Linked DNA regions of Homo sapiens: region 2 is linked to region 1. The links are chromatin loops, found by intact Hi-C in ENCODE. Cell type or tissue: gastrocnemius medialis. All regions are shown on one strand. Links, peaks and the distances in the headings refer to the core of each region. The heading gives the core; the rest is flanking DNA. Region 1 overlaps C2CD3 (C2 domain containing 3 centriole elongation regulator). Region 2 holds the start of UCP3 (uncoupling protein 3).

Region 1 (10,859 bases), core at 1,740-9,739:
GGAGAATACAGTAGTAAGTAAATAATTACAATGAAGCATCAGAACTATGAAAAAGGTATTCTTGGTGCTATGGGAACACAGGGACATGACACCTCTAAGGATAGCATCTCAGTGAAAGTGATACTTGACCTGAGTTTCAAAGGATGTAGGTATAAGTCAAGGAAAGGGGGAAAGAGAGATATTCTAAAGAAGGGAACAGCATGGGTCAAAGTACAGGAGAATGAGGCAGTTTGATAGATTTTGGGGACTGTAGTAATTTCAGACAGCTGCATGTTAGGATACATAGATTGGGAAGTGATTAGAGATGAAGCTAGGGAGGTAGGCAGGAGTACTGTGTTGAAAGCCTTCTCTTCTCAGCTGAAGTTTGGACTTTTTTCCTGAGAATTATGGAAAACTAGCACAATGGTTCCTGAATACAAGAGGAGTGTATAGCTTTGCATTTAGAAAAATAAAGCTAGTGACTGTAGTTAAGATGAATTAGAGATAGCCAGACTAGATTCTTTACAAATATGATCTTTATTCAGCTTAACATTGCTGTCCAGTTAGTTGTTATTTCCCCCACTCTACAGTCGAAGAAACTGAGTCATGACCCTTTGTTAGCCCTATCAGCCCTGTGCTCTGACCCTGTTGTTGAGTGGGTGGGCCAGGCTAGAGGAGAACTGAGTGTATCTAGGTGATCATCCCAAATTCTCTGGTTCTTTCTGGACCTAACAGGTGTAAATCTGGCTCTCTTGAGCACATCAAATGCCATGTGCTCTGTTTTATCTGGGCAGGCCTAGAGTCCCTTCAAAGGGACTACAGAAAATGTCCTTGAAGTGAACCAAGTTCACTTAAACTAAAGTTTATAAAGACAGGCTTTTAGCTTCATTCTGCTGAAGAAAGTAGGTTTAGGACACTGAATATAGATCTAAGTATAGGAACTCAAGCACAAATACTTCTTTTTATTGAGTGCTACCAAAGGTAGTATTTAGCTTTTCAGATCATCCGTTTCTCTCATACTTCTCCATATCCCTCTTGTCTGAGCTTTTTATCCTCTTGTGCAAGGGTCTTATACAAGGCATGTCATTTGATGTGTTTGTTGAATGCGTCAAGCCATCCATCCAACCTTACTTCCATGTTTTATTCATTTTCCTGAGGATAAGGATTTAACTGTGTTGCTTTTGGGTGTCTTCCCACCTGTAATGACCTGCCCTTATTTTCCTTTGATAATCATAATAATTTACACATTGCTTTGAGAAGAAAACTGGTTATCTAAAACAGGAAAGGTTTCATATTATTGCCATCTATGAATCAGTTAACTCCATTTTCCTGAATTGAAGTGAATCTAATGAAGCAAACTTTGAGATTCAGAAGGAACTATTAGTTCCTTCTGTTTTATAAATCTCATTTTAATATTCAGCAAGTTAGTAAAATTCAAGTCTCTGGGCTTAAATCTGCCACTTACTGCCAGAGTGATGTTGGCAGTTTATTTAACTCCTCTGAGATTCTGGCTTATGAAAAACACTCAACAAATATTAACTCCGTTGTATTTATTTCTGGTCTCCTGCTAACCTCCTACTTCCCCCCACCCCCCCCCAAAATATCGCCCGAACCCTAGTGAAACATAGCTAAATTGAGTGTCAAGACAGCCTCCTGATAGGGAGAAGGTCGAAAAACAGGAGCCCATGAGACACGAGGAAGAGAAAATAGACCACTCTTGATTTCATCAAATCTTAGACTTCTCTAAGTCTTGTTGCCTCTCAGCGCATGAATCCCTTCCACAACAGCTCTGCCTGGTAGTCATTTGGCTTTGGCTTTAAATCAGAGATCTTACTATTTTCATTACTTTTGTTTGTTTGTTTTATTTTGTTTTGTTTTTTGAGACAGAGTCTTGCTCTGTCACCCAGGCTGGAGTGCAGTGGCGCAGTCATGGCTCACTGCATCCTCAACCTCCTGGGCTCAGGTGATCCTCCCACCTTAGCCTCCTGAGTAGCTGGGACTGCAGACACACACCACCATGCTCAGCTAATTTTTGTGTTTTTTGTAGAGATAGGGTTTTACCATGTTGCCCAAACTCTTGAACTCCTGGACTCAAGCAATTTGCCCACTTCAGTCTCCCAACGTGCTGGGATTACAGGTGTGAGCCACCACACTCAGCCTACTTTTCATTATTGAAGATAGTTAGGGCAGGGTAAAAGTTTTCATGTTTTCTACCAGCTTCATAGTTTCTTTTGCAAATTGCTGTATTGGGGTTTGTAGACCTTTCAAAGGAGAAAGGACCACAGCACCCTCAGTGAGTATTTCCTCCAAGCTTGGTCTTGGTTCCTGCTTGACTAGCCTTATTCTTCTCCATCTTCTTTTAGGTGTGTATCCTCTGTTTGGACGAAATGCTTCCAACCTCTCAGGAGCTGCCTTGCGAGTTCATGTGGTTCTTTCCTCTCTTTCCTCACACCTTGAGCCCACTCATGAGCTGGACTCCATGGACTGCAGCAGCCACAGTGAGTCTGAGCAGCTCCCCAGAAGGAATGATGAGGTCCAGCTCTCTCCACCAGAAGTCATCTCCTGCCACCAGAAGTCTCCTGCCTCCACCCAGGTCCCCTGCAGCAGCACCACAGCTGAAGTCCGCCTGACGCAGGAGGGCCCTGCTGATTTGGATGGAACGTTTGCAGTCAGCATCCTAGTAGAAAGAGCAATGCACTTGAGCTTGAAAGGTATGCTCTCCTCACCTACCCAGGAGCATGTCTAACTCTTCAGGGTGTGCTCCTTTCTTCACAAATCTTTCAAATCATGGCAGGATCTGTTAATTATCTCAACTGATAAATATTTATTTCTCAAGCCTAAAGGTTTAAGCAACATGAAAGCTTTTCTGAACTTGTTGCATATCGTAAATTCCCCAGTCCAGCCACCTGAGTCTCAACCTAGATAGATACTTCTCTTTTCCTTATCCACTGTCAAATCATCGGATCCCTAACTTGTTCTTTATTAAATTTCTCAGATTTCTTCCTTCTGCATTCCTGCCAACTCAGGCCTTCCTAATGCACCTAGGGCCAGGTGTTTTTAACATTGGGTCCTTAAACATCCAAGGGATCCGTGAAAAGTTCAAACTCCGGGTTAGTGGCCTTGGATAGGAAAATAATTACATCTTTATTTTTAGCAACCTCTAGCTAAAATTTAACATATTTCCTCTCATTATGAATATAGGCAGTAGATCCTAGTAATAGTACCTGTGATATTGTCAACAATAGAAATCACAGGTATTTCCATATCACATCATTATTGCAGATATCTTAGAATATCACTTATAACTATGATTTCTTTGAAATTACAATAGTTAGGGGGGTTTTTTTGTTTGTTTTGATTTTTTTTTTTTTTTTTTTGAAACAAAGTCTTGCTCTGTCGCCCAGGCTGCAGTGCAGTGGCACGATTTCGGCTCACTGCAACCTCCACCTCCCAGCTTCAAGCAATTCTCCTGCCTCAGCCTCCTGAGTAGCTGGGATTACAGGCTTGTGCCACCACTCCTGGCTAATTTTTGTATTTTTAGTAGAGATGTGTTTTCACCATGTTGGACAGGCTGATCTCGAACTCCTGACCGCAAGTGATCCACCCACCTCAGCCTCTCAAAGTGCTGGGAGTACAGACGTGAGCCACTGTGCCAGACCTACAGTAGTTATTACCTATAGTTAGACCTTGTTACTAAAGCACATATATTACTATATCACAAAGTTCTTTTAGTTTTGATAACTCTATGTAAATATAATTGGATTTCTCTGTAATCCTATGTGTTTTACATTATGCATTTTAAAGAAACACTGTTAAAAGAAGAGGCCCATAGACCTTGCCAGATTGCCAGAGTCCATGGCACAAAGAATTCCTGCCCTACCTTTATTCAGCATTGTAATCTCCTAAAATTTCCCCTTTGCCGTCACCCTTCTCTTTTGCCTGGCTACTTCCAGCTCCTCTCTTCAGACCCAGCTCAGGCATCACCATTTCCTGGAGGGCTTTCCCAATATAAAGGCCCCCTTCTATTTGCTCCCCTGGCACTTTGCCCCTGTATCATATCATATGTCACACAGTACTGCAGTTGTTTCCATGGTTTTCTTTTCAACTAGATATGAACTGTTCAAAAGCAAAGACCTCATCTCATTTGTTCATTCATCATGCATTCATTTATTTTACAACAAAACTTACTGTATTTGCTACATGCTAAGCCCTGTCCTTGGTGCCAGGGATAAAACAGTAAAAAAAAAGGACAGACAAAAATTGTGCCCTGTGGAGATTACATTCTAGTAGGAATATATTTATCCCTGTGTCCCTAGCCAATAAATTGTATGTGTACATATGTGTGACTTTGAGCAAGGTATTCTTTCTCTCTGTCTTGAATTTCTCATCTGTAAATGGCTGTGATTAACAATGTTCAGATGTGTGGTGTCTATGAGAGCCAGTCAACCATGGCCTTATGAATCCAGAAAGTTTCAATATACATCATTTGATTCAGATTTGACCTCTCTGTTTGGCTCCTGTCATCTCTGTTTTGGTGTCTCTCAAACTGTGTCATGTGTCCTTACTACTTTAGAACAGAAACAAAACCTGTGCTCATAGTAACTATTATTTATCTCTCATTCCTACTCCTCCCCGTTTATACTACCAACAGCCATTACTCCTGGGATTATAAGCTTCCATAATGATCCTTGATGTTCTCATCCATTTCAGCCATTGTGTATCAGAAACCTTGAAACATTCTATATCAGGACAAAGTCTTCTTCAAGTGCAGTGTGAATCACAAAATTGAACAATTTTTACTTGTTTTTAAAGAAAAAAAAATTTTCTGCCCCACCAAAGCAGCCATTTTTGACAAATTTTTTTTAAAGACCAAAAAAATCAATAGATGAATGAGTTTAAGGAAAGTATTAAAAAGCTTCTTTTATTTTTGGAAAGTTTTTTTTTGTAGTTGCATTGAAAATAAAATTTAATATACAAAAGATATGGTATATGTTACATTTTAGGAGAATTCCCATATTGTTAAAAAAAAGCAAAATATACTTACAAATTTTCAATGAGACAGTGAATTACAGTTTTATAATATCACTTGGCAAAATTTTATAATAATTTATTGAGCATCATCTGCTGTGTGCTGAGTTCTATTCTAGTCTTTGTACATTAATTATGGGTTAGGTATCCCAAATCCAAAAGCACCAACTTGGTGCTCAAAGGAAATGCTCATAGGAATATATCAGGTTTCAGATTTTCAGATTTGGCATACTGAATAAGTATAATGCAGATATTACAAAATCTGAAATACCTCTTGCCCCAAGCATTTCAGATCAGGGTTATTCCCTGTATCCCCTTTAATCCTTGCCACGAGCAGGATTATAGTTTGAAGAGATTACAATACATAATCATTTCACAAATGAGGAGACCGAAGTTCAAAAAGGTAAAATGACCTGAAGTTACATAGTTAATGCGCTCTGCAGAACCAGATGGGCAGGTCTATACTCAAAGAGACAATGGGCAGATCTCTATACTATAGGTCTACACTCTATGCTCAGCACAGTGCCTGACTGACACATAAATGTCTGTGGGAGGAAGGACTGCATGGGCTTATCACTGCAGGGTGGAAATCAGGATACAACAGTGACGTCTGGAAAGTCAGATGTCTACCCTATGCTTGCCTTGACCTGGCTAAACAGAAAGAGGCTAAATAACAAGTGATTTACAGGTCTGCAACTCTTGCCAGAAATGTGAGAGGCGTTATGTCTCATATTCATAAAACAGGAGGACATTATGTTTGCTTTGCTGCATCATGAAGATCACAGTGCTGGGATAAACAAACAACACACAGTCCCTGTCCCCAAGGAACAGCCTAATGGAGAGACATGTTAACATTTTTAGTACAGAGGAATAAACGATATGAAAGAGGAAAGCTGTGGGGAGGTGGATGTGGTAGTATAGGAAAACTTTGAGAACACAGAGGGCATTTTTTTGCTAATGGGGTGGTCAGGGCAGGCTTCCAAGTATTGGTGTCACTTTAGCCTACTCTTGAAGGAGGAGGAGCAAGTTTGCTGAATGAAAGAGGAAAAAGGCATTCTAATGAGAAGAAACAGCATGCTCAAAAGCTTGGTAGTATGAGAGAATGGGACATTGGCCAAAAAAAGGTCATTAAATGTGAGTAAAAAGTAGTGAGAAATGGGGCTGGAAAGACTAATTAGGCTACATAGGCAGCATTTTGTATGCTACATGACTGACACTGCAGGTGAGATGAAACCAACAAAATCTTAATCTGTGGAGAGGCAAGGTCATATTTGTTGACCAGACATGAAATCTTGGTGGCAGTATGAAAAAGATACTGGAGAATACCGAAAGCAGCAATCACTGAGAGGGCCGTCACATTAGTTCAAGTTCTGAAGCCTAAACAAGCAAGGTGGCAGCAAGAATGGAGAACAGGCGACAGAAACTTTCTGGTAGGAGACCATGATTCTACACTCTGTACTTCTGACTTTCCTCTTGCCTTAATAGTGTTCTCAGAGTGTCTGTCCTTTTTATGCCTTGGAAGCTCTTTCTTAAGGAAGGAAATGAGTGGTTCCTTCATGCAAACCTTTATGCAGAGGATTCACAAACAGCCCCAAATTAGGAGCTTTGCCTTCAGCAAAGCTGAGTTCTGAAGCAGCTCTGAAATGGTCTGTGGTCACCACTGTAGTCCTGGTTCTGAAAATAAAAGAACTTCTTGGATACTTATGTTAGAAAAAGCTCTGAGGAACCTTCGGTTAAGATCAGCTTCAATACTCTTAAGGTTTGTATACTTATATTAGACAAAACAGGTATTTCTAGCCCTGTTTTACAAATGAGACAAATAAGGAACAGAGAGGTAAAATGATTTGAAGTAGCATAAGTTATACTCAGTAAAAAGTAAAATCAGCTTCAATATTATCAACTTTTAGAGGCATTCTTTAGCCCATCAAGGCAGAGTTCAGGACACCTCTGGGTTCCCATGTGCTTTTAGCATAGTCTTTATCTTATTGGGTTGTAATTATCTGTCTGTGTTTGTCTCCCGCAGATCAAGAATCAAATCTGACTCACCTTGTACAGGTGTGACACAGAGGAGGTGTCAGCTAATGTTAGCTTAATACACCTGCTGGGCTAAGTTTTTATTAACATAAAAAATTGGACATTGCTTAAGGGGGAAGTTTCCATCCATTCACTCCAGGCCAAAGGGAGAGCACTTCTCTTAACCAGATGGAGATAATTAGAATGATTGCAATGGAAAAAAATCTAAAGTACGAGTCAGGAAACCGTGGTTCTTCTCAATGCTAGTTAACCAGGTATGTGATGAGCAAGCCACTTCTCTGTTCCTTGGTTGCCTTATTTTTATAATAGGGATAGAGATGCCTATCTTATGCGATTTTCAGAGACGTTATCAGCACAACTTTAGTGTGTAAGAAAACAGTGTGCAAGCTGTAACGCATTATCTAAATATGAGAAGTTGTTATTTTAATCTCACTGAAACAATTACACCTTTCTTGATGCATAAAATTCTTAAATGGCATAACTGGTTCACCTCAGGTCTTCTTAATGTGTGTCCCAACCCTGTGGGGGGTATAGCAGCCTTCTTTTGGGCTGCTTCCAAAAGTATTTCAGAACTTGACCTTTTTCAGAATGTAAACAGGCCCAGATGAATTTCCACCTACAAGAGGAGAGCCAGAGAAACCTGATAGACCTGCTCTCCCAAGCTGATTTCTTTTTCACCCACCTGTTTGGCTAAAAGGAATGTGTCTGTTCAAGACTAAATAAGGAACTATCTTCTTCCAAAGTCAAAATAGTTTTGTTTCAAGGCCTTTAGCAAATAGCAGCTTTAAAAATAAACTGGAGGATGGCCGGACGCAGTGGCTTATGCCTGTAATCCCAGCACTTTGGGAGGCTGAGGCAGACAGATCACTTGAGGTCAGGAGTTCAAAACCAGCCTGGCCAACATGGTGAAACCCTTTCTCTACTAAAAATACAAAAATTAGCTGAGCGCAAGCCTGCAATTCCAGCTACTCAGGAGGCTGAGGCAGGAGAATCACTTGAACCCAGGAGGTGGAGGTTGCAGTGAGCCGAGATCGTGCCTCTGCACTCCAGCCTGGGCGACAGAGTGAGTGAGACTCCGTCTCAAAAAATAAATAAATAAATAAATAAACCAGAGGGATGGGGGTAGTGCCATGAGAGATGTGAGCAAGGTTGATATATATCTAGAATTAGAATTTTACTGTGGAAGGTGGTTTGAGAGCACTTATTTCTGATGAGAAAACCGAGGCCCAGTTAGCCAGAATGAAGTGGTGTATCCAATATGTCACACTAAAGCAATGGCAGACTACATTGGAACCTAGGTGTCCTGCCTCTGGGAACAGTGATTGGTCCTCTCTGCTGATCTTCCTCAGAGCTTTCTTGAGAAGATGTTGCTATCTTCTGTGGGTATGTACTGCAAGCAGACAAGGCAACTCCTCTCTCTAACCCTGGGCAACTATCTGTAGACAAAGGGCAGTGGGAAGTCAGCAAACATTTAATAAGGGCCTTGGGAATACTCTGTGCATTCAAAGAGCTCTCAGTCTAGTGAGGGAAACACAGATTATTATACAATATGTGAGAGCTGCTGTGGTAGAGCCAGGTTATCTCTTCCTAATTGTGAGGATTTATGACATTTTATTGGAAGAAATTAGTTGAAGCTTAAGACCGAAAAAGGAAAATGGGAGAAAGAATGAGAGATGAAAGCTATATCAGGCAGAGGAAATGGAACCCACTCCAGCCATTTTAAGCAGAGAGGAGTTTAATATAGAATATTAAGGTACTTTAAGTCATTAGAAGGGCTAGAGGAGTGAGCTCTAGGCTAAACTTCTAGGAGGGAACCACTAAATCTTTTAAGTTCAGAATACAGTGCCAAAACTGAAATCTAAGAATCAGAAGCTCTCGTCATAGCCATTGCCACAGGGCCTCTCTGCACCCAGGGACCAAATGCTAGATCAAAAAACACAATGTCTCTACATCATCATCCTTGTTATTAGCAAAAGCAGAAGGAAAAGAAAGATGTCCTCTGCTTCCCGCCTGCCTTCCAGATCTTTTGTGAGGGCATCTGATTGGTAGAGGCCAATTTGCATCCATACCCTAGCTGCAAAAGAGTCCGAGAAATGTAGCTTTTAATGCTTCCAATCTGTACAATAAAGGAGTACAATGCAATAAAAGTAGGTGGGGGTGGATGCTCAGCAAGTCAATCCGCATAAATACTGTTCAGTTTCACTAAAATAAAACTTTTAAGAAGATAGCTCACTGGGTACTATTAGTGATATTTTATACATTTACATTAGTAATATGAATACTATTTTATTGATTTCCATTAACTGATTTTTTGCCTACTACCATTAAATTAGAATTACCTTTCCCTGTTCTTTCAAAAATATGCTGTAACTCCTACTGCTTCCCTTGACTAGCCTTAAAAAATTTTTTTCTTTAATATGCTTGTAAACTGGTTTGGCCAAGTTGTAGCCAGTGATTATTTTGTTTTGTTGTTTTGCTCCTCATATAGTTCTCTATATCTTTAATGCTTTCCCGGTTCTAAGGCTCCTCTGCCTTTTTCCAGGTTCAGCCTTTTTCCAGGTCCTGCTTTGTTGGCAACTTGTACATGCCTCAGTTCTCTCCTGCTTTGTGGACGCCACTAGATCTTCCTTCCAAGGCTAGCATTTCTCTTCAGTTCTCCTTCCCAAGCTTCCTCACAAAATCTCCATTCTCTTTTCTCTTCCCATCACCCAGTTTCTTTCTTTATTATTTCCAGTACAAATGACTGAAAAAGTAATGTCATCTGGTCTGGTTTTGTGCCCTGGGTGCTAGAAGTCACAAGATTAAATAATAGCATGTCAATTTTTTAACCAATATTTGGGAACAGAAATGCTGTTTTTCATTTATACATTTCAGATACAAATATGGTTGTATTATGGAATATAATATAAAACCTTCATGAATTTCTAAAATGAAAGACAAGCCTACTAGTAGATGTTATGCTTATTGTAGTTGTTTTAAGGCAACAGGGACCCCTACACTTCAGAGTTTAATGTTTACTCTTCTCTGAGTTTAATGTTTACTCTTCTCTGAATCATTGTTACTTTGGTGGGAAAGTTTGAAAAGAATTTGGTCTATGACATGGTGCTGTAAATTCTTCTACTTGTGGACTAATTTTGGTGACCATCTTTCTGTCTCTGCAGTCTCTTAAGCAGATTGACTATGATGCATGTCACATTCAAGTTTAATTGTGTAATAAAACAGTTTTCTTTCTGTTCAAAAAAAAAAAGAATTGGTCTAATGGAAATTCTTTACGTTGAGGAAAACATATCAAAGCAAAGCTGTAGCTACTTTTCTTTCCCTGAAAGAAATTTTAAGTTGGAAGCTCTAACTGGGGTTATAAAGTTCAGTGATTGCACCTAGAGAGGCTTGTCAGAGTAGATGGAACTAGAACCTGTCTTTTAAAGACTACTTGTTAAATGTTTTTTTTTCTTTCTTTCTTTCTTTTTGACTTTTTTTTTATACTTTAAGTTCTAGGGTACATGTGCACAACGTGCAGGTTTGTTACATATGTGTGCAGATTTGTTACATATGTATACATGTGCCATGTTGGTGTGCTGCACCCATTAACTCGTCATTTACATTAGGTATATCTCCTAACACTATCCCTCCCCCCTCCTGTGTCCAAGTGTTCTCATTGTTCAAGTCCCACCTATGAGTGAGAACATGTGGTGTTTGGTTTTCTGTCCTTGAGATAGTTTGCTCAGAATGATGGTTTCTAGCTTCATCCATGTACCTACAAAGGACACGAACTCATCCTTTCTTATGGCTTCATAGTATTCCATGGTGTATCTGTGCCA
Region 2 (10,859 bases), core at 1,741-9,740, 62 kb after region 1:
TTATAAGGAAAGGCTGCCTGTGGGCTCATAGCACTGAGAGCTTCCCAGATTGTAGACATTCCCTTGGCACTTAGAATTCTAGACTGGCAGGGACCCTCAAGGTTTCCCATCCACACTTCTATTTCATGGGTGGGAAACTGACATCCAGGCAGTAGATCAGGGATGCCTGACTCCACTCCCCTTATCTCATTCTGGCAATTCTAATTCTTTAGGCAGATCTCTCTGCCTCCAGGGCTTAACTCTGAGCTGAGAAAGCCTAAAACGGAGTTCTGTTTATTTCTGCGCCCCTCTCAAGTAGGTATTAAAAAAGATTGAAGACATGAAAGAAAGAATAACTGAATGTTACTGATGCCAGAAGCAACTCTCGCTGGGCGCAACTCTCGCTGGGCGCAACTCTCGCTGGGCCTCAGTTTCTCATGAGCAGAACTGCAGGGGGTAGGTGGTCCCAGTCTCTAGGGTCTCCACCAAGCTTCTTCTCAGTGCCCAGGAAGTGGTACAGTGTGCTCTCAATAGTCCTTCAGCTTATGACAGCCTCAGCTCATGGGACTTGATGACAGGGAAGAGCAAGCTGCATGCCATGAAGTCAGCCAGGTTTGCCTGTGGAGGCTGCTCCCATCTCCTTTCAGAACTGCCCCCTCCCCTATCAGGCCCCCACTTCTTCCCCAGGGCCTTGCTCTCAGCCAGCTGTCTGGGATGGCTTTCCTGTATAGCTTTGAGCTCCTTCAGCACAGGAGCCTGACATGGAGTAAGAAAAAAGAAAGAAAAATGAGTTAGAGGAGTCCAGAGGACCATGATACCATAGCCCACAGGTTTAAGTACCTTAAAGGCGGAATTAGTGATGCCCTGTCAGCCAGAGTCAGAGAGATCAAAGTTTGGTAGCCAAGCAGTAGGTAGGTGCTTTATGTCACCTGGCAACTCCAGGAGCTCCAAAGGGCCAAACAGAGAGTGTATTATTCACCGCCATCTCCCTGAGAGTTGGATATGTTCCCAGCATCACACATGGGACTAAACCCAGAGGACAAATGACTTGTCTAAAGCCATGCAACAGGAGAAGGGATGAGGATTCAAACCTATCCTGGAGGTGACGCTGCCTCCTTCTCCAGAGGCACAGAAAGAGTCAGGGCTGGGGTTCACGTCCCAGCTCTGCTACTCAGAGCTGTGGGACCTTGAGTTTATTCCACCTGAATGTAGTTTCCTTATCCACGACATGGGGAGAATGATATACCCCCCATATGGGGTTGAGGTAAGGGTCAAGCAAGATAAGGTACGTAAAGCGCTTTGTAAACCAGGCAGCTCTACATAAATATTAACCAAAGGACCAAAAGATGAGAGAAACCAGCGTCATCCATTGGTGGTGCCATATCCTCAGTGGTAACCTAGCTGACTTCTTCCTCTCCAGGACAAGAGCGAAGCCACCAGGGGAGCTCTCTCCCAAAGGCCTTGTCGCCCCAGACCTAACTCGCTCCCCCTCAACCTGCCTGAGGAAGAAACTCTCAGGATTGCACGGATATTTTCTTCTCAGTACTCCCAGAAAGACTGACGCAGCCTGAGGGGCTGGGGGGAAGGAGACACCTGCCCACCCTCCGTCAGCTTTGTCCAGCTTGCAGGAGGCACCAGGTCTGGCTCCTTCAGGGCTGTCACAGTCCTGAAACCACCACTTGCCTAGGCCACGGATGCCTCAAGAGACCCGGTCAGCCCAGACTGGAGGAGTGCCCCAAACCAGTCCAGTGTCCACTTGCCAGAATTTCAGCTCCTTTTTTCTGTGGTGAGGCAAAGGCTAGAAATAAAATGGAATCCGCGCCCAAGTGGGACCCAAGCAGGCATCTTTCGGTGGAGAAACGCCCCCCAGTGTCCTTGACACAGCTGACTGCTGGCATGAGCCCACCCTCTGCCTGAAGATGCAGGACCATTTTTGCCTTAAAAGTTGGGGAGGAGGGACATGTAGATTGTGTGCATTGTGCATAGTCAAGGAAATCCTAGGGCCACCTCCAGTTCATTTGTGTGGGAACAAGGATATTTTATAGATACAAATTATTTTTATGCTGTGTTGAATTAATCAATTAGGAGAGGAAGGGGAAATCACTTCCTTCAAACTTTTTATCTGATTGTCTAAAATTCTAACCATGCTTTTAACTTATTATTTTTACCCAGCTCTGAAGGTCATTGTTCTTGCCTGTGTTTGAATAAAATCATATTGGTGTTTGTAATCTGTGCACAAGTGTTTCGCTGGAGTGGGGATGCTAGGAATTCGTGTGTGCCCTAACTGCCAGAGAGAAAGATTAACAACCATACACCCCACGCAGACGAAGATCAATCACCATGAGACTTCTGGCTCCTCCAGAATCAGGTTGGTCCAGATGACAGTGACACCCAGTATTTCCTTTGCTGATGCTTGAAATCCATCAGACAAAGCCCCGTGGGGAGGACAAGAAAAGGGCCATGGATGGGTGCAGTGGCTCACACCTGTAATCCAAACACTTTGGGAAGCCGAGGCAGGCAGATCACCTGAGGTCAGGAGTTTGAGACTACCCTGGCCAACCTGGCAAAACCCCGTCTCTACTAAAAAAAAAAAAAATACAAAAATTAGCTGGGCGTGGTGCACGCCTGTAGTCCTAGCTACTCAGGAGGCTGAGGCAGGAGAATCACTTGAACCCAAGAGGTGGAGGTTGCAGTGAACCGAGACCACGCCACTGCACTCCAGCCTGGACAACAGAGCAAGACTCCGTATCACAAAAAAAAAAAAAAAAAATGGGGTCGCGGGAGCCAAATGTGCAGAGTGAGCAGTGTGGCTGGGCAACAGGCTTTCACCCCCAAGTACATGTCACTTCACTCAGTCCTCAAAACAGCTCTCTAACTCTAGATATTATGATATCTAGAGTTTCTGTAAGTTCAGTGTTTTGCCTCTGTTTGTGTAGTTAGGAAGTGATTAACCACACAAGAAATCCCAGAGGTATTGCAAGGCTACTGCTTTCAGTAATCAAAACAAGGTACAGCCAATAAGTGCTCTGAATTTAGGGACTTCATGGAGAAAGACCATGTGGGCTGGGGCAGTCAGGGAAGGCTTCCTAGAAGAGACAGGTCTTGGGGTGAGCACAGAGAATTGGCCCAGGCTGTGGACAGCTATAGAGAGAGAGCCAGGAAAGCCTGTGAGCAGTGTGCAGCTGGAGATAGAGACCAGTCTCACTGCGTCTGAGCCTCTGTGGCCTCGTCTGTAAAACAGAGATAATCACCCCAGCTTCATGGGGTTGTGAGGAAGATCAAATGAGATGACATTTGTGAAAGTGCTTCGCCTACTTTTGGCACATGGTGGAAGCTTAGGAAATGTCAGCCCCACCCACTCTCCTGACTTTCGGGAGCAAACCAGTAGAGAGGCAAGCATGCAGCCACTGGGGCAGGCAGAGCACTCCTGGGCCTCAGAGGGTGCAAAATGATGCGGGAACCTCAAGGAAGGAGTGGGTGCTGCCTTCTTGGTGACAAGCCCTCCCGCTTCTATTTATCTCTGCTCCGACGCCTGCCAGCCCACCCCTCCCCAGCACCACAGAGGCCAGCCTCCCTCTCAAGTCACCAGCACAGAGCATTCAAGGCCCAGGGCCCCACTTCCCTTGGGGCCCAGGGGACCTAAAGAGGGGCAGTCAGGGCCCAGGCCTGAGGGGGAAAGCCCCAGGTAAAGAATATTCCTCCAAATCCCACTCCAGCTCCCGCAGACAACCTGATCGGGGTCAGGAGGACACACTCCTACCCCAGGCTGAGAGCAGCCTCTGATAACACAAAAGGACCCTGAGGGTGGAGACCTCCCACCTCCACTTCAAAACAGTGTGTTATTTATCAATATCTTATCCCCGGAAGTTGAATCTATCTCCCAGTGCCAACTCCGAGATAAATGACTTGACCAGGCGTGTGGCATGGATTAAGGCATGAGATAGGTGTTCCCACCACCAGAACGAGCCAGTGGCTGCCTCTCTTCCCTTTGAGCCCTCCCTCCACAGAGACCTGTGAATAGGTGTTTCTGATCCCTAGGCTGGTTGCATCCCAACCCAGAGCAGGCAGCCTTCGGACTTCTAGCATGGGCTGGCCTCAGGACATGGAGCCAAAGCAGGCAGACCTGGCCCTGCCCTCAAGCTCCCAAGCTAAAGAGAGCCTGGCCCTCCCTCCCACTAGGTTTCTCCAGAGCCTGCTGCCTCCTGGTTTGGGCTTCTACTCTATTCTTCCCCCACAGACTCCCTGCAATTTACTGCATCACCTCTAGACTAGCAATTACAGATGGAGCTCAGAACCTACTTCCTGAGCCTTCCTAATCTCAGCAGCCCTGACAGCCACTTCCCTCTTAACACTAATGCAGCTGCTTATTCTGCTGACATTAAGGTCAGGGCCTGGTCCAAGGAAGAGGACAGGTACAGCCCAAGCTTTGCACTTGAACATCCATGCTTCTGACCACCTGCCCTGTGACGCTGGCTCTGTGCCCCAGTCCAGAAAAGACTTCTGCCTACTCCTCCTCTGCCCTACCCAGTTAACTCCCTTTCCTTCCCTCCCTTCTGCTTCTCACTCCTCCCCTCCCTTCTCTTCTTCTTCTCCCCTTCCCCCATCACCTGGGGCCCGATTCAGCTGTGCCCAGCCCTTACTCTGAGTGCCCACAGATGGAGCCTCCAGTAGCTTCTGTGGGGCACCCTTCCACCAGGTCCCAGCTCCCTTGGCTCCAGCAGTGTCCATGCTAAAGCCTCCAAGTGTCATGTTGGAGAGAATGGTGGTCACAGTAGATAAGCCCAAAATGCCTTACAGTTTACAGGCTGGAGTCAGGCCCCGCCACGTGCTGGCTACATGACTTCCCTGAGATTCCATTTCCTCCTCAGTAAAATAAGTGGTAAGATTTTAGGATCCCCAGCACTAAAAAGAAACGAAATACTGATACAGGCTCCAACATGGATGAATTTTGAAAGCATTACTATACTAAGTGAAAGAAGCCAGTCACAAACAAGCACATATTGGATGATTCCATTTCTAGGAAGTGTTCAGAACAGGCAAATTTATAGAGACAGAAAGTAGATTGATTAGTGGTTGCCTGAGGCTGGGGAGCGGGGGAAGGGAGGTGACTACCAATGTGTATGGAGTTTTTCCAGGGTGAGAGGGTGATGAAAATGTTCTAAAATAGATTGTGTTGATGGTTGTGCCACTCAGAATATACTAAAAACCATTTGAATTGTGCACTTGAAACAGATGAATTGTACGGTATGTGAATTCTATATCAATAAATCTGTAATTTAAAAAAAAAAAATTAGGTCGGGTGCAGTGGCTCACACCTATAATCCCAGCACTTTGCCAGACTGAGGCAGGAGGATCACTTAAGCCCAGGAGTTCAAGACCAGCCTGGGGAACACAGCAAGACCTCGTCTCTACTAAAAAATTTTAAATTACAAAAAAAAAAAGTAAAAAAAATAGAATCCTAATAGTACCTATCTCATAGGATTGTGGAAAATAGTAGTAATGTATGTAAAATATTTAGCACATAGTAGGCACAAAGAAATGACATTATTATTAAGAGACCTGGGAGAGCTGTGCCCAGCCTATCGTGGGAGGCCTTGACCTTTGGACTCAAAAGTGGCAGCAGGTCCACCCCCCCATACACCCTTGTCACCAAGGAAGCGTCCACAGCTTAAAGGAGCTATATTAAAGCACCCCAAGTCAAGAGGACTGAACCAGATCTGGAACTCACTCACCTCCCCTCTCACCTCACTGCCCTCACCAGCCAGCCTCTTGTCAAGTGATCAGGCTGTCAACCAACTTCTCTAGGATAAGGTTTCAGGTCAGCCCGTGTGTATAAGACCAGTGCCAAGCCAGAAGCAGCAGAGACAACAGTGAATGACAAGGAGGGGCCATCCAATCCCTGCTGCCACCTCCTGGGATGGAGCCCTAGGGAGCCCCTGTGCTGCCCCTGCCGTGGCAGGACTCACAGGTAAGACCCCTTTCTCCTCCCTCATCCCTTCCCCTCTCCCTCTCCCTTCTCCTTGTTCTCCCTTTCATTGGAGGCTTTCAGAGAGCAGCCCCGAGCAGTCAGGGCTCACTAGCTGCAGCTTGTCAGACCTGATAGAGATTCAGTCCAGCCGCCACCTTATGAAAAGGGAGCTGTGGCCTTGATGAGGGTACTGTGGCAGGGCTGGGGCTTGAACCCAACACCCGTGTCACTCACTCAAGACTCACACCCCCTTTGCCTTGCTGGCTGCCTCTGGTGGGATTTTGCAAATCCCCATAGACAGGAAGTGGCTTTCTTCTTTGCCTGCCCCAGAATCTCTGCGATTCCTCCAGAGCATAAATCCCTCTCTTTCCATGAGGACCCTGGGGCCCTCTTCCTGAGTAGGGATGACAGGGGCACTTCTGACCTGAGGCGTGGTCCAGGTCATTTGCTGGGAGCTTTACAGAGCCCATGGTCTCTGCCCAGACGGCTTCTTCAGTGGGCTGCTGTGAAGGCTTTGCCGGGAGGGTGGGTTGGAGTTGGGGAGGCAACTGGTGTTGGGTAGGATGTCTCAAAATGGGGTCCTCTTCCCCTGCTTCAGAGCTACCACAGGGAGTTTTCCTAATGCAGATTCCTAGGCCCCACCCCAGACCTAAATCAGGATCTCTGGGGCTGAGAGCTGAGAATCTGCTCTGTAAACAAGCAGCTCAAGGGATCCTTGGCTCTCCCTGAAGTCTGAGACTCTCTGGGCAGTGAAACAGGCGCAGCTTCAGATGTCAGACAAACGTGGGCACCAATCTCAGCTCCAGCACTTCAGCTGTATGACTAGCAAAAGCCCTGGAAGCCTCAGGTCCCTGGTTTACGAAATGAGAATAATAATAGCAACTACTTGTAGCCTTATGAAGGGATCAAATCAGTCAGTGTCTGTAAAGCCCTCAGCACGGTATCTGGTGCAAGAAGCAACCAGCAAACATTAATGGACCATGCTGACTAGAACATCCCATCCCTCAGGAGCCCCAGCAGAGCTACAGTAATGAGGGTTCCACTTTTGACTTCTTCCTCCACTGGCCAGTGGCAAAAGGCTGCCGGCTGCTAGGGGTCTAGGAGAGTCTGGAGTGAATTGGGAAGAAGATTGGGGAGTGCTGGCCTCAAGGCACCTCCTACCTGTGCCCACCACTGTGGCTTTCCCTCCTCCCGCAGCTTGACTACTGAAAGTTCTAGAGCCCCAAGGTGGGCTTTTGACCTGAGTCTGTGTCCATCCATTCCATTTTCCATGAGTGGCTAAGAACTGCCCCTCTTGTCAAGTGATCACGCTGAGGCCAAGAGTTCAAGACCAGAATAGGCAACATAGAGAGACCCCCATCTCTACAAAAAATAAAAAATTAGCTGGGTATGGTGATGCACACCTGTAGTCCCAGCTACTCGGGAGGCTGAAGGTGGGAGGGTCACTTGAGTCCAAGAGGTCAAGGCTGCAGTGAGCCTGGATTGCACCACTGCACTCCAGCCCAGGTAACAGAGTGAGACCCTGTCTCAAAAAAAAAAAGGAGGCAGTTTGATATTGGGGAGAACAGATGCCTGAGCCTCGGTTTCCTCATGTATACAGTGCAGGTACCACTATCAGCTCTGCCTACCCCTGGTAAGGAGGGGAGGGAGAGGGTCAGGAGGAGGATTGCAAAATTCAAGGGATAGGAACGTGACCTGTTTTTATAGGCCAAATTCATGCAGCTTAAGTATGGCACCACCCAGGCTTCTCCCTTTCTAAAGCCCCTCCTGGGTAAGGAAGAGTTCCTGGGAGCCAGGCCAGACATCACTCCATCAGCCTTCTCTGGCCTGTCTCCTGCAGCCCCACCGCTGCACTGAAGCCCAGGGCTGTGGAGCAGCCTCTCTCCTTGGACCTCCTCTCGGCCCTAAAGGGACTGGGCAGAGCCTTCCAGGACTATGGTTGGACTGAAGCCTTCAGACGTGCCTCCCACCATGGCTGTGAAGTTCCTGGGGGCAGGCACAGCAGCCTGTTTTGCTGACCTCGTTACCTTTCCACTGGACACAGCCAAGGTCCGCCTGCAGGTAGGTGCCCTTTGGCCAAGGGTCATTGATCACATGGAAGGAGGGGCTAGTTCTCTCCCATATCCCCCATGACGTGTGCCCACATGCCCTTCCTCAGAACCCTGACAAAGACTCTCACTCCACTGCTTAGGACCCTTCCTTGCCTCCTCCCATCACCATCCACCAGGACAAAAAAATCTAAATTCTTTGCATGATGTGACAGGGCCCTTTATGGGCTAGGCCCTACTTTGTAAAGCATGCAGTGTGAGGTAAAAGTAAGGAATTAACTGTGTGACCTTGGGCAAGCCACGAAGCACTTATAAAATGGGAAAAACAATCTGTCCCTCTGATTTACTCTGAGGATCAAACACCAAGCCATGTGTATAATACTGCTTTGTGAATGGTAAAATGCTGCGCAGACACCAGTGATTTCTACTGTGACCAGCATGGTTGTTCTCAGGCCCAGCCCAGGCAGGCCCAGCCCCAGCAGGGTTCCTGTGCACGCAGCCCCTTCTTGCCTTCCCATCTGAGTCCTCACCCCCTGCTATTGTCCCTCAGATCCAGGGGGAGAACCAGGCGGTCCAGACGGCCCGGCTCGTGCAGTACCGTGGCGTGCTGGGCACCATCCTGACCATGGTGCGGACTGAGGGTCCCTGCAGCCCCTACAATGGGCTGGTGGCCGGCCTGCAGCGCCAGATGAGCTTCGCCTCCATCCGCATCGGCCTCTATGACTCCGTCAAGCAGGTGTACACCCCCAAAGGCGCGGACAGTGAGTGACCAGGTCCCTGAACACCAAAGGGGTGGCTGAAAGTGTGTGGGTCAAGAGACCAGGGAAGTCTAGACTCAGAGGCAGAGCCAGGGGCGGGGGGAAGCTGGTACCGGACGCTTATGAGGAGGCTCTGAGTGGACATCAAGGAAGCTGCAGGGGCAGCCCCGCAGAGAACAGCATGTCCCAGAATGCTGCTTAGTAGGGGACACTGGCCCACTCTCTCTGCCCCTCCCAGACTCCAGCCTCACTACCCGGATTTTGGCCGGCTGCACCACAGGAGCCATGGCGGTGACCTGTGCCCAGCCCACAGATGTGGTGAAGGTCCGATTTCAGGCCAGCATACACCTCGGGCCATCCAGGAGCGACAGAAAATACAGCGGGACTATGGACGCCTACAGAACCATCGCCAGGGAGGAAGGAGTCAGGGGCCTGTGGAAAGGTAGGTCTGGACTCTGGACGCAGGCGGTCTTAGGCAGAGCTTTCCCTCCCCTCAGGCTGGGGCAGGGACCCCAGTAAGGAGGGGACTCCCAGCATGGCGTGTTCCAGTGATTCTGAAAGAACATCACAACCAAAGATACTTCACTGACCTGCCACAGCCCCTCAAACTCAGTTCATTTTACCAGCCCTTTGCCATGTGCAGGTTGATGTGAGGGAGCCAGAAATGAACTTAAGACACCTTCACACGCCCAGGGCATGAGGACAGCAGAGGAGATAAGATGCAGCTACACCACAGGCAGGATGTGGTAGGGGTTGCCCCAGAGGTGGAGCTCCAGAGGCGGGCTCTGCAGAGAAGGTGACACCTAAGCTGGGCCTGGAAGACTGAACAGGCTCTAGGTGTGTGGAGACGGAAGGGGAGGGGCCCTCAAGCAGGGTCCGGAGGAAAAAGAGGAGCATCAGAAAAGCACAGCTGTGAGGAGTGGGCGCAGGGAGATGCAACGAGGAAGCGCTTCCTTGGGAGCAAAGCTGGAGGGCTCCCTATGTGTCCACATGGCAGCCACTGCGATGAATGCAGGACTCTCTCCGCATGTGAACCAGAGGTTGCAGGAACGTTTGCAGAAGAAACTGACCCAGTGAAGTTTAAGGGCAGGACACCTCTTAAGTTGGGGCTCTTCACTCACTTGTTGGGCACCCTTCAGAGCTTGTCCCCTTACCTGTGAAACCAGGGGTTTGATCCTGACAGTTTCCTAGGGCCCTGCTGGCACCACATTCTGTCACTGTTCCAAGAGCTCAGCCTCTCGCTGAATGACTTTCTTTTCTGGCTGCAGCTGGGTCTCCAGGAAGCATATTTTAATTTTGACAGCTATTGCAGATCACCCTCCAAATGTGGCCAAATGAACACAAGTGGGCCTCTCTGTTCTCTGTCTCTGAGGAAAACATGGATAATCTGAGAGTTGTTAACCCTAGAAAGGAAAATGTGGAATCTGCTCAGCTGGGGTGGGATCCTCTGGCTGAGACCATTGGAATGGGGCACTATGGCCCCAAAACTGGGGCCTGTGGCCTTGCAGCCAGGGCATCCATTTCTCCCATTTCCCATTCCTCCCTCCCCACCCATTTCACATCCCTCCCCACCGCCTTCCTAACAGGAACTTTGCCCAACATCATGAGGAATGCTATCGTCAACTGTGCTGAGGTGGTGACCTACGACATCCTCAAGGAGAAGCTGCTGGACTACCACCTGCTCACTGGTGAGGCCCTGGGCTCCAGGCAGGCAGCTCTCCCTCAGCAGGGAGGGAACCCAGAACTCCGTGGAGTGGGCACCACCCAGAGGCAACTGGGTTTTAGAAGGAGCAGAGAGAGAAGCAGTGCCTAGTAAAAAGTGCCAGGTACATTGTGGTGACAAGCAGGAAAGACCCCTGGGCTGGGAGGCTGGAGACTTGGGTTCCAGTCCCAGCACCACCTCTCACTATATAGCTTTAAGCAGGGGTCTCTCACCTTCTCCGACTTCAGTTTCCTCAAACAGCCTGCATGACCTCCCACCTCTGGGTCAGCCCAGGCCTAGTTTGCCAGTACTTACCAAGAGCTTAGCCCAGGGCACTGTGAGAGATATGGAAAATACTGTCCTATGCTCAGGGAGTTCACGGTTGAGTTGGGGACAAACAGTGC

The links. Peaks named below come from ENCODE experiments on the same cell type or tissue, not always from the same donor. Only the 100,000 strongest peaks of a DNase experiment are listed, where the experiment ranks them.
Region 2: a loop joins it to region 1, with 8 times the contacts of the local background. A loop is called at or near these places in 4 of 110 quality-filtered maps.

What each region holds. Positions count from the first base shown.
Region 1 is chr11:74,066,084-74,076,942 of GRCh38, reverse strand. C2CD3 (C2 domain containing 3 centriole elongation regulator) reads left to right here. Exons shown (of 33, transcript NM_001286577.2): 24 at 2,343-2,690. Among named protein-coding and RNA genes, the nearest start is that of UCP3, 62 kb to the right of the region's middle. RefSeq lists an enhancer at 4,303-4,372. In gastrocnemius medialis, for the core only: no CTCF peak of the experiment used is centred there; a DNase peak (open chromatin) is centred at 5,622; H3K4me3 peaks cover 2,255 bases; H3K27ac peaks cover 6,133 bases.
Region 2 is chr11:74,004,066-74,014,924 of GRCh38, reverse strand. It overlaps UCP3 (uncoupling protein 3), which reads left to right and starts at 5,840. Exons shown (of 7, transcript NM_003356.4): 1 at 5,840-5,947; 2 at 7,788-8,008; 3 at 8,546-8,756; 4 at 8,992-9,195; 5 at 10,340-10,441. The coding sequence starts at 7,883. It overlaps C2CD3 (C2 domain containing 3 centriole elongation regulator), which reads left to right. Exons shown (of 33, transcript NM_001286577.2): 33 at 1,400-2,207. The coding sequence ends at 1,540. RefSeq lists enhancers at 2,870-3,019, 5,592-6,231, 9,711-10,859 and a silencer at 6,365-6,545. In gastrocnemius medialis, for the core only: no CTCF peak of the experiment used is centred there; DNase peaks (open chromatin) are centred at 3,244, 4,421, 5,784 and 6,724; H3K4me3 peaks cover 3,346 bases; H3K27ac peaks cover 8,000 bases.